Linked DNA regions of Homo sapiens: region 2 is linked to region 1. Evidence: read pairs that join two places in POLR2A ChIA-PET (ENCODE). Cell type or tissue: B cell. All regions are shown on one strand. Each heading gives the region's core, and the rest is flanking DNA. Links, peaks and the distances in the headings are about the cores only.

Evidence for each region. Peaks named below come from ENCODE experiments on the same cell type or tissue, not always from the same donor. Only the 100,000 strongest peaks of a DNase experiment are listed, where the experiment ranks them.
Region 2: POLR2A ChIA-PET joins it to region 1 with 6 read pairs; 6 of 35 experiments call an interaction of 5 or more read pairs at or near these places.

Annotation. Positions count from the first base shown.
Region 1 is chr1:15,622,712-15,629,426 of GRCh38, reverse strand. DDI2 (DDI proteasomal shuttling factor 2) reads right to left here. Exons shown (of 10, transcript NM_032341.5): 2 at 2,629-2,758. Among named protein-coding and RNA genes, the nearest start is that of DDI2, 8.6 kb to the right of the region's middle. In B cell, for the core only: no CTCF peak of the experiment used is centred there; no DNase peak of the experiment used is centred there; H3K27ac peaks cover 2,152 bases.
Region 2 is chr1:15,741,249-15,747,963 of GRCh38, reverse strand. TMEM82 (transmembrane protein 82) reads right to left here and starts at 5,465. Exons shown (of 6, transcript NM_001013641.3): 1 at 5,317-5,465; 2 at 5,057-5,129; 3 at 4,770-4,944; 4 at 3,384-3,804; 5 at 910-1,097; 6 at 1-418. The coding sequence starts at 5,404. The coding sequence ends at 332. All of the region lies in intron 1 of SLC25A34-AS1 (SLC25A34 and TMEM82 antisense RNA 1), which reads left to right. It overlaps SLC25A34 (solute carrier family 25 member 34), which reads right to left. Exons shown (of 5, transcript NM_207348.3): 5 at 6,572-6,715. RefSeq lists enhancers at 3,117-3,629, 3,630-4,143, 5,104-5,884, 6,286-6,355. In B cell, for the core only: no CTCF peak of the experiment used is centred there; no DNase peak of the experiment used is centred there.

The sequences.
Region 1 (6,715 bases), core at 830-4,829:
ATGGGATTTCACCATGTTGGCCAGGCTGGTCTCGAAATCCTGACCTCAGGTGATCCACCCACCTCAGCCTCCCAAAGTGCTGGGATTATAAGTGTGAGCCACTGTGCCCGGCCGGATCAAAGGATATTATATATGTCAAGTGAGCAGCATAAATATTAGATGCTAAATTCTGCAAGTCAGTGCTAAACGTATTGGCTCAGGGAAGTTCTTAATAGTTCTCTGAATTTATACTTTAATCTGTGCATCTCTGCTAACTCTTCTCATGCCCTTGGGGAGCTAAACAGTGTCATCATTTTATAGAAAAGAAAGAAGAAAAGGGACTTGCATAGGTTCTCAGTGCTGAATACACCAAAAGCTACCACAGTTTAGAAGCTACAACTCCCAGGTTCTATATGCCAGGTGGAACTGACCTTACTAAAATGAAAGGAAGATAAAAGGGAATTTTAATCCTTACACAACGGACTCACATATTGTATGACCCCATTTATATGAAATGTTCCAAATAGGTAAATACATAGAGACAGAAAGTAGACTTGTAGTTGTCTAGGCTGCGGAGACTAGGGGGAAATGGGAAATGACTATAAATGGGTATAGGATTTCTTTTTAAGGTAATGAAAATACGCTAAAATGGATTGTGGTGATGGTTACACAACTCATGAATATAGTAAAAAAAAATCATTTAAATGCATGAATTCTATCTCAATAAAACTGTTATTTAAAAAAGAAAAATGAAAAAGAGAAAAGTAAACAAGGAGAGCCAGAATGAGGGGCTAGGCCTGAGTCAATCGACATTCCTTCAACTCCAAAAAATATAGTTGATGGTCAAACTTGTCTGAACAACTGAATACTTTTCTTAAGGATAACTGTGCTTAATGTTATAAATGACAGTACACTAAGCAATTCCACAGTGATCAGAATTATAGCACAATCCTTGCACTATTAAGGATTTTAAATAAACTAAAAAATCAAAAAACAAACAAACTTGTCTCAAGTCTGGGACTATCCTGAAGCCTTTTTGGACCTCAGATAGAAAAAGAGAATGCTTAAACTCATGATGTAACATTTCTACCCTTTAGCAGGGGTTCAACTAGCCACTTTCTTCAACTCCCAACCAAGGAAATGGTGAAGTGAAGAGGATGATCTCTGTGAGGTAGTTAATCTATACCAGCCAGAAAAACATATATGGGTGGGCCCTCTTTGCAGGTCAAGAAATTTTATCTCCACTCCTGTTATACATTATCTTGAGAGTCCATTCACTTCAGAATAATTCTCAAAAACATGTTTACTTAATAGACCAGATCACTCCTGCCCCAACCTGTTACAGGCTCTCTTGTCCATAAACAACAATGCAGAGGAAAAAAAAAAAGAAGTAAATTCCGGAATTAATAATCTCATCAAATTAACCAAAGGAAGATGTGGTTTTTACTGATTGTCATAGTTGTTTAAATACGTTTAACTTCTTCAGAAAGAAGTTTTAACTTCTTTCTAAAGTTTAACTGTGGCCCCAAGGGACTAATGTCTTCCAGATCTGGTGGAGCCGGTCCTTGATGGTCTCAGTAAGTTCCAGTTTCAGGCTGAATGGAAACACTGTGGTTAAAACTGCAGTCAGTCTGTCATCACCCAGACTCTGCCAGCATCTGTCACCATAAACTTTAAAACTGGTGACCTACAGGCTAAACACTATTTAAGAAAATCTATCTGAATATGGCAGCGAATGGAAAAAAACCACACATTTCACCAAGCTGTTTCACATTAAGACCTTATAATCATTTTGTGGATCATGAGCCACTTCAAGTATCTGAACAAAGCTATGACCCTCTCTCTATCCAGTGCACACACACATTCACATCCACACAATTCTGCATATTATTTCAGTGACATAGAACCTACTAAATCCCAATGCACAGAGTTCAGACTATAAACATCTATTATAAAAGCAGCATCAAAGATAGATAAACGTTTCTTTGTATGTGATTAACACAGCTGGTAGGAAAGAACCACAACTTGGTGGTCAAGCTGCTTAATGTTTATCAAGTTCAGCATAATGGAAAAAGCATCAAATTTTAATTCCTGTGCCCTCACTTAATAGCTATGTAACTTTAAAGACACCATTTAAAATCTGAGCTTCATAATTATAAATTATTATGCAAATTAGTATGTAAATCCCCCCACAACCAAGTTATGAGATCATGTGAAATGCAGCTCCAAGTGCCTGGCTGGCTATAAAATGCTCCAGAAAGGCTGGCCACTGAAGGACAGACACAAAGTAGCAAAATCATAGGCTTATGTATTCTTTCAAGTCCTTCCCAAGGATAAAGATTATTGTATAATTATCACTGATAACAGAAGCTAACATTTATTGAGGGCTTGCTGTGTGCTAAGATTTTACATGCATTAGCCTCACGTCAGCTTTAGGAGTTGGGGTTAATTATGGCACCTAACTTATAGAAGAGGAAACCAATTTAGAGACATTAAAATACTTGTTCAAGGTTACACGGCAGGGAAAAGGCAGAGTCAGGATCTGTATTCTGTAGTCTGAATCCAAAGCGAATCCAAAACTCTGAGGTGCTATGCTCTGCTACCTGCTGATGGTTCTGCTGGGGGATGCTCAACCACCAGATGTCTTACTTGGGAACTGCACTGGAGGTCGAGGGTCTGCATTCTCCTTCTGTCGTAAAATCACAACGTCCCCATCTTTCAAGCCATAAGAAGCCAATGATCTGTGGTTGTCTGTGAGAGGTCTTTCCGCATAGACGATCTACAACAAGAAAAGATATACAACAGTATAAAGCACTGAGAAGTAACACAGCGCAAGGCAGAAGGACCAGTTTTCCCCTGAATCAGATGTCACCCTCCTTTCAAACCCTCCAGTGGATTCCCACCACATCCAGAACAAAACCCACAGTCCTTCCCGTCACCTAGCAGGACCAAACAATGTGGTCCCTGGCTCTCCTGACTTCGCCTTTCACTATGACTGCTGTTCCTCAAACAACAGGGATCAACTTCCCCTTCAGGGCTGTTTCTCTTGTTTTCTCTACCTGAGGAATGTTCTTTTTCCACTCATTTTTTTCCTTTTACGTCTCTGATCAAACATTACTCTTTAGAGTTCTTCCCTACTATGTTATTTAAAATGTACTCTCAACTAACACAATATATATTTACTTATTGTCCTTCTGCCCCATTAAATGTAAACTACTTGAGGACAAAGACTTTGTTTCATTCACGAGATCATAAATGCTTAGAACAGGGCCTGTTATATAACTGATGCTCAAATATTTGTTGAACTAAAGAATGAATGAATTTATGGAAATGGATATAATTTTAGATTTAATTTTTAGCAGGGAGGAAAAGGGAATGATTTATTCTGGGTATGCTAACTAACTACAGTACTATTAAATAAAGTGTGCACTTTGAAATAATCTTGAACACTGGCAAAAGGGTCCCAAATATCATCCTTCCTGCACTGCAATCTTCCTTCTCTTCTACCACCCCCAAAGTTTTATCACTCTGGGCCGGGCACGCTGGCTCACGCCTGTAATTCCAGCACTTTGGGAGGCCAAGGCGGGTGGATCACGAGGTCAGGGGTTCGAGACCAGCCTGGCCAACATGGTGAAACTCCGTCTCTACTAAAAATACAAAAATTAGCCCAGTGTCGTGGCACGTGCCTGTAATCCCAGCTACTCCAGAGGCTGTGGCAGGAGAATTGCTTAAACCCGGGAGGCAAAGGTTGCAGGGCTGAGATCGCACCACTGCACCCTAGCCTGGGCAAGCAAGATTCCATCTTGGTGGGGTGGTGGGAGGGGGGAGACTGGAAAATAAAGTGAAACTAAGAAAATAACAACTAAATACAAGTGGAAAAAAGAATTAGGAATGTACTACTAATAAAAATATTTTATGATGTGTAATCAAACTGAAAAAAACCTGACAGCACAAATAGATGAAATAATGTGTTGCAGATAGAAAGAACAAAGGTACACTATAATTTTATCATGAAAAAACATAAAATCTGCCCTGCATTATTACATACTCCAGAAAGGCATTCAGAACAAACTCAGGCTTTGAAAGGTTTTCCTCCTAATGATTTTTCACCAGGCCACATGCGAACTGAGGAACATGAGTTCTATCCTTGCCAGTAACTCCCTGCGAGGGGCATGACACTCAGCAGGTCCAGACCTCACCCTTCCCATGTGTCAAGCAAGCAGGTGGGCTAGATCATCATTACAGCTGTCCCTTCCAGTTCTCTCTGCTAACATTATCATTCTATGTTTCCTTACAGCTTTCATAGTAAGGTTACCTGAAATAAAAACTGAAAACACAGCATTTAAACTGGAAAAAAAGTGATTATGCCATATCTGCTCTCAGAATTTATAGACATGAGGAACAGAACAGGAAAATGAGTTCCTACCAAAATCAAATTCTTCTGAATATGAGCAAATTTGTAGGCCCAATTATACAAGTTTTATGCATGACTTGAAAAAAAATACTATTAAGTCCTTAATGCTCAACTCGCTGAGTTAAAACACATTTCAGATCTGGTATGATGGCTCATGCCTATAATCCTAGCACTTGGGGAGGCTGAGGTGTGAGCATCACTTAACCCATTTAGGCCAGAGGTTGCAAATTTTCTTTTGTGAAAAAATCATACCTTGGCAATGACCTTGAGTAGTAGGATATAACTCCCACAAGCTTAGCGTTCCATTGGAAGGCTAAGCACAAATGGGTTAAGCCCTGGAGTTTGAGACCAGCCTGGGCAACATAGTGAGACCGCATATCTAAAAAAAAAAAATTTTAAATAGCCAGCCATGGTAGCATGTGACTGTAGTCTCAGCTACTTAGGAGTCTGAGGCAGGAGGATTGCTTGAGCCCAGGAGGTCCAGGCTGTAGTGAGCTGCGGTTGCACCACTGCACTCCAGCCTGGGGCAACAGAGTAAGACCCTGTCTCTTAAAAAACAAAAACAAACAAAAAAAGAACCACATTTCAACAGACTGCAACTGTCACTCCCATCATCCCATTCACACACCCTCATTTAAACACAAATTTCACAGTAAAAGTACATCACCATCAACACAGAATTTCAGCAAAACAACTGAGAGTCATATTATAACTTGTGAGACTGCTTGGAAAAAACACATAAACCAGAAGTGATGAGCGTCACAGGTTGAGGTGTGCAACAAGAAAAAAGAGGTATGTCAAGAGAAATGGCAGGTAGGCAGGCTCTTACAGCATAGCATCAACACTGTGAAGCCACTGTCAACAACCTACTCTTTAATTTTCCAGTTTCAGAAATTCAACTATCAGTATATTTAGAGATACATGAACAGTCTCCTGGGAGCAGAGGCACATTTTAACGGTATTTATTTATTTATTTATTTTGAGACGGAGTCTCGCTCTCGCCCAGGCTGGGGTGCAGTGGCGGGATCTCGGCTCACTGTAAGCTCCGCCTCCCAGGTTCTCCTGCTTCAGCCTCCTGAGTAGCTGGGACTACAGGCACCTGCCCCCACAAGCGGCTAATTTTTTTTTTGTATTTTTTGTAGAGACGGGGTTTCACCATGTTAGCCAGGATGGTCTCGATCTCCTAACCTTGTGATCTGCCCGCCTTGGCCTCCTAAAGTGCTGGGATTACAGACGTGAGTCACTGCGCCCGGCCACTAACTATTTATAAGAGAAAATTTATTTATTTACAAGGAGGAAGCAAACTCAGGAGAATCAAAATGATCCTATGCAGGCTGGGTGCCATGGCTCACGCCTTAATTCCAAAACTTTGGGAGGATGAGGTAGGAAGATCATTTGAGGCCAGGAATGCAAAGCCAGCCTGGGCAATACAGCAAGACCCCATCTCTAAAATAATAATAATAATAATAATAATAAGCCAGGCATGGTAGCATATGCCTGTAGTCTCAACTATTTGGGAGACTGAAGCTGGAGGATCACCTGAGCCCAGGAGTTCGAGGTTGCAGTGAGTTATGATTGTACCACTGCACTCCAGCCTGGGCAACAGAATAAGATCTTGTCTCTTAAAAAAAAAAAAAAAAAAAAAAGAAGAAGAAAACTGCAATTGGAACTGTCTAATTTCAAAGCCCATTACTCCAGGAGTATCATATACAGCTTTCCCGAACATAACCCTAAAGTGGCCTGGTGAATTAGCTGGGTGATTTTAACAAGTACTACTAAGCCATCCATTGCCACTAAGAGACTCTATCCACTAAGAGGATCAAAATACTGTCCACTGCTCAACGCATCCCCATGCCCTGGACATGAAGAAACACCACCAACTGCCCGCTCTGACTCCCACTTCACAGATGCCATACTTCACTCCATCACTGCTTAGTTGCCACAATATTTCCTCAGCAGACAATAGCATTTTTTAAAGGAAGGCAGCATGATCTAACAATAAAAATGTAAAATCTAGATAACCACCACATTGAGCATGTCTATGAAATATGAAATGTTGCTTCAGCGCCAATTTCCTGGAAACACTAGACTGAAGAACCTGGGTGAGGCGCACACGTTCCTCACACTGACGAAGCAGCAGCTGTGCTCCATTTTAATCTAAGGACATAAATGAGATCAACTAAAGCTTAGCTAAAATTGTAATTGCCACAAAGAACTGATTTCTTTTTGTTTAAATAGGCTTAAGAGTCCAAGAAAGACAATTATTTTGCAGCAAAAGTCCCAAAATAAATCCATGTGATCTTCCAACCAAACATTCAGTAT
Region 2 (6,715 bases), core at 1,327-5,326, 120 kb before region 1:
TATTGTTCATGGAGAAGGGAAGGGAGACCAGTAAAGGGGGAGCCCTCCTGAGGATGCACCCCCACCCCTGCCCAGGAAGGCAGGTCTGAGAGGCTGCATCATTGCCCACCCCAAGAAAAAGAGGGTTCAACCAGGGGTCCCCAGGTGTCCCCTCTCCAGAGGCTCCCATCCCCAAATCCTGCCTTCCCTTCTCGGGGCTCCCAGGGCCTGTGCTGAGCTCTGGGCAGGAGGCCAGCTCTGCCACTCTGCCTCCAGGCATCGCCCTGGGGTCAAGGCCTCGGAGATCAGGCTAGTGGGCTTGAGACAGACTCCAGATCCTCCCTGAGGCAGGTCAAGAGGGGGCCGAACTCTGGGACTGGGGTGCCGAGGGCAGGGGCTGGCTTGGTGTTGACACTGGAGGCCTCTGGGATGGAAAATCCTGAGGAAAAGCGTTGAGAATGACACCACCCATTCACCCATCCCCCTGCGGGCCTTGGGCCTCCAGTGACCCGGGCACTTCCTCCCCCTTGGGCCTCTGGGTTGTTGCTGGAGAGGGCTGTGGACAGGGTGGGGGGTGCTAGTGACCTGGAGGACAGCCCTGGCCTGGTGAAAGAGGGTGGGAGAGGTGATTCCAGCTCCCTCTGCCCCTGACCCCCAAGGGAAGTCACCCTGGCTCTGTCTTTTTTTTTTTTGGAGATGGAGTCTCACTCTGTTGCCCAGACTGGAGTGCAGTGGCAAGATCTTGGCTCACTGCAACCTCTACCTCCTGGGTTCAAGTGATTCTCAGGTCTCAGCCTCCTGAGTATTTGGGATTACAGGTGTGAGAGACCGTGCCCAGCTGGCTCTTCTTAAACTTGAGCCTCTTGAGGCTCCTGGGCTGTTTGAAGCAGGGTTCATTGTCTGGGGGACACATGGGATGGGGGTGCCCACCTGTATCTGGCAGAGGTCAAGCAGGGTGCGGACGCCCACGAGACACCAGAGCTCGCCCAGTAGGGAGACAAGGATGCCCAGCAGGTCCAGCCAGCGACCCACAGTCAGCAGCAGCACGAAGAGGCCGCCCATGCGCACCAGCACCGTCTGCACCTGGCTCTGCAGGCCGGGGTGCTGCCGCTGCTCCTCTGTGGGATGCGGGTGCCTGTCACCGTCCGACCACACACCCCGGACTGGACCTCCCTGCTCCCTGACCCACCCTCCACAGGATGAGCCTTCCCCTCCCGTGCAGCCCTCCTCCCATCACATCCTCCTGGTCCCCATCCCTGCTCCGAGTATCTGCAGGGCACCAGGTGCTCTGCCTCCAGGACTCACTGCCCAGCCCACAGGCCTCCAACTGGTCCAGGCCAGAGCCCCACAGCCTCGCAGCCTCGCAGTGGCAGGAGTCGGTCTGACTCCTTTCTTTTCCGCACACCCGCCTCTAGTCCCTCAGTTAGCCCTGGCAACTCCTTCTGCCAAGCACATTCCCAGCTGAACACCTCTCGCCACTCCCATGGACCCACCTGGGCCCAAACCACCTTCCTCTTTCCAAGAAGCCTCCTTGCCAGGCTCCCGGCTTCTGTTCTTTTTTTTTTTTTTTTTTTGAGACAGTCTTACTCTGTCGCCCAGGCTGGAGTGCAGTGGCATGATCTTGGCTCACCACCACCACACCTGGCTAATTTTTTGTATTTTTAGTAGAGACGGGGTTTCACTATGTTGGCCAGGCTGGTTTTGAACTCCTGACCTCAAGTGATTTGCCTGCCTCAGCCTCCGAAAGTGCTGGGTTTACAGGCATGAGCCAGCATGCTTGGCCCCGTTTTTTTGTTTGTTTGTTTTTTGAGACAGAGTCCAGCTACTTGGGAGGCTGAGGCAGGAGAATTGATTGAACCCAGGAGTTGGAGGTTGCAGTGAGCCGAGATCACTCTAGCCTGGGCGACAGAGCAAGACTCCATCTCAAAACAAAACAACAACAAAAAAAAACCCTGCAGTAAGCCGGGCACAGTGGCTCACGCCTGTAATCCCAGCACTTCGGGAAGCTGAGGCAGGTGGATTGCTTGAGCCCAAGAGTTCAAGACCAGCCTGGGCAACATGGCAAGACCCCTTCTTTTTTTTTTTTTTTTTTGTTTGAGATGGAGTTTCGCCCCTGTTGCCCAGATTGGAGTGCAATGGTGCGATCTTGGCTCACTGCAACCTCCGCCTCCCAGGTTCAAGCAATTCTCCTGCCTCCCAAGTAGCTGGGATTACAGGCCCCTGCCACCACACCTGGCTAATTTTTATATTTCTAGTAGAGACGGGGGTTTCACCACATTGGCCAAGCTGGTCTCAAACTCCTGACCTCAGGTGATCCACCTGCCTTAGCCTCCCAAAGTGCTGGGATTACAGGCGTGAGCCACTATGCCCGGCCAAGACCTCCTTCTCTCTTTCTCTCTCTCTCTCTTTCTCTCTCTCTCTCTTTCTCTCTTTCTCTCTTTCTCTCTCTCTTTCTCTCTTTCTTTCTTTCCAGAATCTCTCTCTGTCGCCCAGGCTGGAGTGCAGTGGTTCGATCCTGGCTCACTGCAACCTCTACCTCCTGGGTTCAAGCGATTCTTGTGCCTCAGCCTCCTGAGTAGCTGGATTACAGGCATGGACCACCACACTGGGCTAATTTTGTATTTTTAGTACAGGCAGGGTTTTACCATGTTGGTTAGGCTGGTCTTGAACTCCTGACCTCACGTGATTTGCCTGTCTCAGCTTCTCAAAGTGCAGGGATTATAGGCATGAGCCACTGTGCCCGGCTGACCCCTTCTCTACAAAAAATAAAATTAGCCTGGCATAGTGGTGTGTGCCTGTAATCCCCACAACTTGGGAGGCTGAGGTGGGAGAATCACTTGAGCCCAGAAGGTCAAGGCTGCGGTGAGCCATGATCGTGCCACTGCACTCTAGCCTGGGCCACCAAGCAAAACCCTATCTCAAAAAACAGAAAAGCAAAACAAAACAAAAACATAAACAAACTTGGACAGCAGCCTCTCATCAGACTTCCCCGCCTGGCTGTTGAGGGCTCTCCAACAGGCCCCTTCGAACCTGGCCAGCCTCACCCCTTCCCTGTGCCCTTGGGGTGACAGCCACACTGGACTCCTGTGGCTTGTTTGGCACGGCCATGCCCTCTCTCCCCTCTGGGCATTGGCACATGCGGTTCTCTCTGTCCAAGATTCTGTTCCCTGCCTCGCTTCTCTTAGGGATCTCCTGCTCATCCTTCAAAGCCCAATCTAAAGACTACAACCTCAGGGTGCCCACTACATGCTGCTTCTCTGCACTGCCCCCGCCACACAGCCTCTGTCCTGACCAGGCTCTCTGGGATGGCAAGAGTGAGGGCTGATGGCTCTCGGCCTCCCCGGAGCCTGACCCAGACAGAGGGATGTGCGTGGATTGAATGGAGCAGGCCCCGCAGCGCTCACCCTGCATGTAGATGACCAGCAGCGTGTAGCAGATGGTGAGCGGTGTCCAGAACCGCATGGCCTCCGAGGTGGTCAGGAAGTCCTGGTTGATGAGGGCCACAGCTGCCAGGTCACCCACGGCAAAGGCTATGGCCAGGGCACGGCCCAGCAGCTGGGGGAGGCCATGTGCATGGGCCAGCAGGCCCAGGCACACCCCACAGTAGCGCTGGCTGCTGTGCAGCTCGTAGAGGCGGCAGACGTGGCGGTGGAGGCGCCGGGCACCCAGGCCCAGCAGCGTGGCCAGCCCGAGGCTCAGCAGCAGGTTCAGCGTGCGGTGAGGGGCGCCCTCCTGCAGGAAGCTCAGGCCACAGGTCAGCCCGCAGCCCAGCGAGTACTGGCACAGCAGGTAGAGCTGCAGCCTCTCGGCGGCACCCTGGGAGCCCTGCGGGGAGTGCCGAAGAGGGGCCGAGATGTGGGGGCTGCCTCACCACAGGTGCTGCCCACCACAGGAAGCCGGAGCCTGAAGGGACCTTGGGGATGGTTCCCGAAGGGGCCACATCGGCTTCAGATGAAGCCCTAGGGGATCATCTCTCTCACCTTAATTTCAATCATATGGGTTTTGTTTTGTTTTTTTTTTTAGACAGAGTCTTGCTCTGTCACCCAGGCTGGAGTACAGTGGCTCGATCTCCGCTCACTGCAACCTCCGCCTCCTGGGTTCAAGCAATTCTCCTGCCTCAGCCTCCCAAGAAGCTGGGATTACAGGCACCCGCCACCATGCCCAGCTAATTTTTTTGTTTGTTTGTTTTTGTTTTTAGAGATGGGGTTTCTCCATGTTGGCCAGGCTGGTCTCGAAATCCTAACCTCAGGTGATCCGCCTGCCTCGGCCTCCCAAAGTGCTGGGATTACAGGCGTGAGCCACCACGCCCAGCCTTCAATCATGTCTTAGTACTTGGGGCCCATCTGTTAGCTGAAGGGTGGTGGTTCAGAGTCTCAGAGACCTGGGTCCAAAGCCTGACTCTATCTGTTGACCATAGACAAGCCACATACTCTCTGAGCCTTAGTTTCCCCATCTGTGAAATGGGGAATCAGAGCAAACCTTTACCCCTGTGGCTGTGAGGATTACGTGATGCACACGGTGCACTCGGCGCAGGGCCTGGCATTTGGGGGGCCGGATCTACAGAAACTGTCGCTCTTGTCTTCTTGGGACTGGGACTGTGTCCACTGTGAGTGTGGCCGCTTCCGCAACCAAACCCAAAGGTGCAACCTGCAGCCTCTGTTCTCAGTCTTACGGAAAATACGGCGAAGAGGCTGGGATGCTGGACCTGGGCCCTGCTGCCCACATTCCGGGGGTGAGCCCGGGCCCTGGGCTGGGGAGTGATCCACCCACTGCCTTCCCGGAGGCCTCACCTTGCCCAGGGACAGCAGCGTGGACACGGCCCGGAGGGAGAACTCGAGCACCACGAGGGCAGCCACCCGGGACCCCACGACCGTCAGAAACAGGGCCAGCCCTGCCAGGTGCACCGTTTCCAGGGAGGCCCACTGGGCCCGAAGCCGCTCCTTTTCGGGTCGCCGCTGCGGGTCACTTTGGGGACAGAATGGGTGTGGGCAGGGGTGCAGAACTGCCACCTTCGACCCCTGGTGGGGGTCCCCGTGCCCCCAGCCACATTCCCTGGGGGGATGAGGTGGGCACTCACTTGGCACAGCCCACGAAGAAGTAAACTTTCAGGAGGCTGTTCAGGACCAAGACTCCAAGGGCCCCGATCAGGCCTGAGGGGGCGGGAGGGAGGCAGCGAGGCAGCGTGCAGGGGTGTTAGGAGGGCAGGCTTCATTGGTAGGGTCAGAGGGGGCGGCCAAGGGGCAGGGGTGTCGGGAGACCAGGTGGGTGGGGTCCACCCTGCACTGCAAAGAGCTGGAAGGGGGCGGGGCCAAGGCAGGAATGGGGCGAGGTGCTCACCTTGCAGGAGGGAGTCAAGGAGGCTAGAGCCCCACTCGAGGGAGGGGAGGCCGGGGAGCCAGGAGGGGAGGGATGGAAGAGAGAACATGGCAGCCCCGGAAGGAGCCCCAGCCTCCGGCCAGGTCTGCGTAAGGACAGACCAACGTCACTGGGCAAAGGTGTCGGTGGAGGGAAGGAGAGAGGCTGGGAGGGGTCAAAGGCCCAGGGGAGGGGAGGGGAGGAGAGCCAGGGGTGTTAACCCTTCGAGGCCCAGAAGGGCAAGGTCCCAGCTCCAGGCACACGGGGTGCCTGGAGCCAGCTGCTGCCCGGGCTCCCCATTTGGGCAGTGTGGGGTGAAGGGACAGGTGTCTCTGGGCTGGTCTCTGGTCTCTGTCCCTGCTAAAGTCTGGCATCCACTTTACTTGAAATCTTCCTTGAGGGAGGACAGGCGCAGTGGCTTACACTTGTAATCCCAGCACTTTGGGAGGCCAAGGTGGGCAGATCACAAGGTCAGGAGTTCGAGACCAGCCTGACCAATATGGTAAAACTCTGTCTCTACTAAAAATACAAAAAATTAGCCGGGCGTGGTGGCAGGCACCTGTAATCCCAGCTACTCGGGAGGCTGAGGCAGGAGAATGGCTTGAACCCAGGAGGCGGAGGTTGCAGTGAGCTGAGATCACACCATTGCACTCCAGCCTGGGCAACAGAGCAACACTCTGTCTAAAAAAAAAAAAAAAAAAAAAAAATAGCAATCTTCCTTGAGGGCTTGAACCACCCAATGCCCCTTCGAAGTCCCAGGCTCCATCTGTCCTGCCCCGCCTTAGGTGTGGGTCCTGTCCTCTTGCAGCCTGAAGTGTGGGCTCTGACCCTTCAGCCCAGGGTCTGAGAGTAGGGACTCTATCCCCCCATAGCCAGAGATCAGCTGTGCCCTCTCAGCCTGAGGTCTGGGGCTCTCTTCCCCCACAGCCAGGAGGTCAGCTCTGCCTGCTTTTTGTAAGGTCTGGTTCCAGCTTCCCAAAGCCTCCGGCTCTGACTCGGTGTGGAATCTCCTGCAGCCCGAGCCTGCCTGAGCCTTCTCCTCCCACAGGCCGGGGCCGCCCTTCCTGATGCTCCTCCCTGGGTCCACTAGGTGGCAGGCCTCACCTGGGTCCAGCAGGGCGGAGCTGAACAGGTGGACCACGGCTCCCATCCTGCTTTCACAAACAGAAAGGGCAGAGGGAGCAGAAGGTGGGGGTCAGGGATGGGGGAGACTGAGATTCACCACAGAGGAGGGTCGTTGAAGTAAACAAAATATAAAACTTTATTGGTTTGGAGTGTGCAGTAGCAGGTGTTCCTGGGAGCGGCCCTTACAGACTTGGGGTGTGGCTGGGAGGGCAGGTGGGGCTGCTCGGCAGCAGTCCTGCCCCTGCCAGGGAGTTGG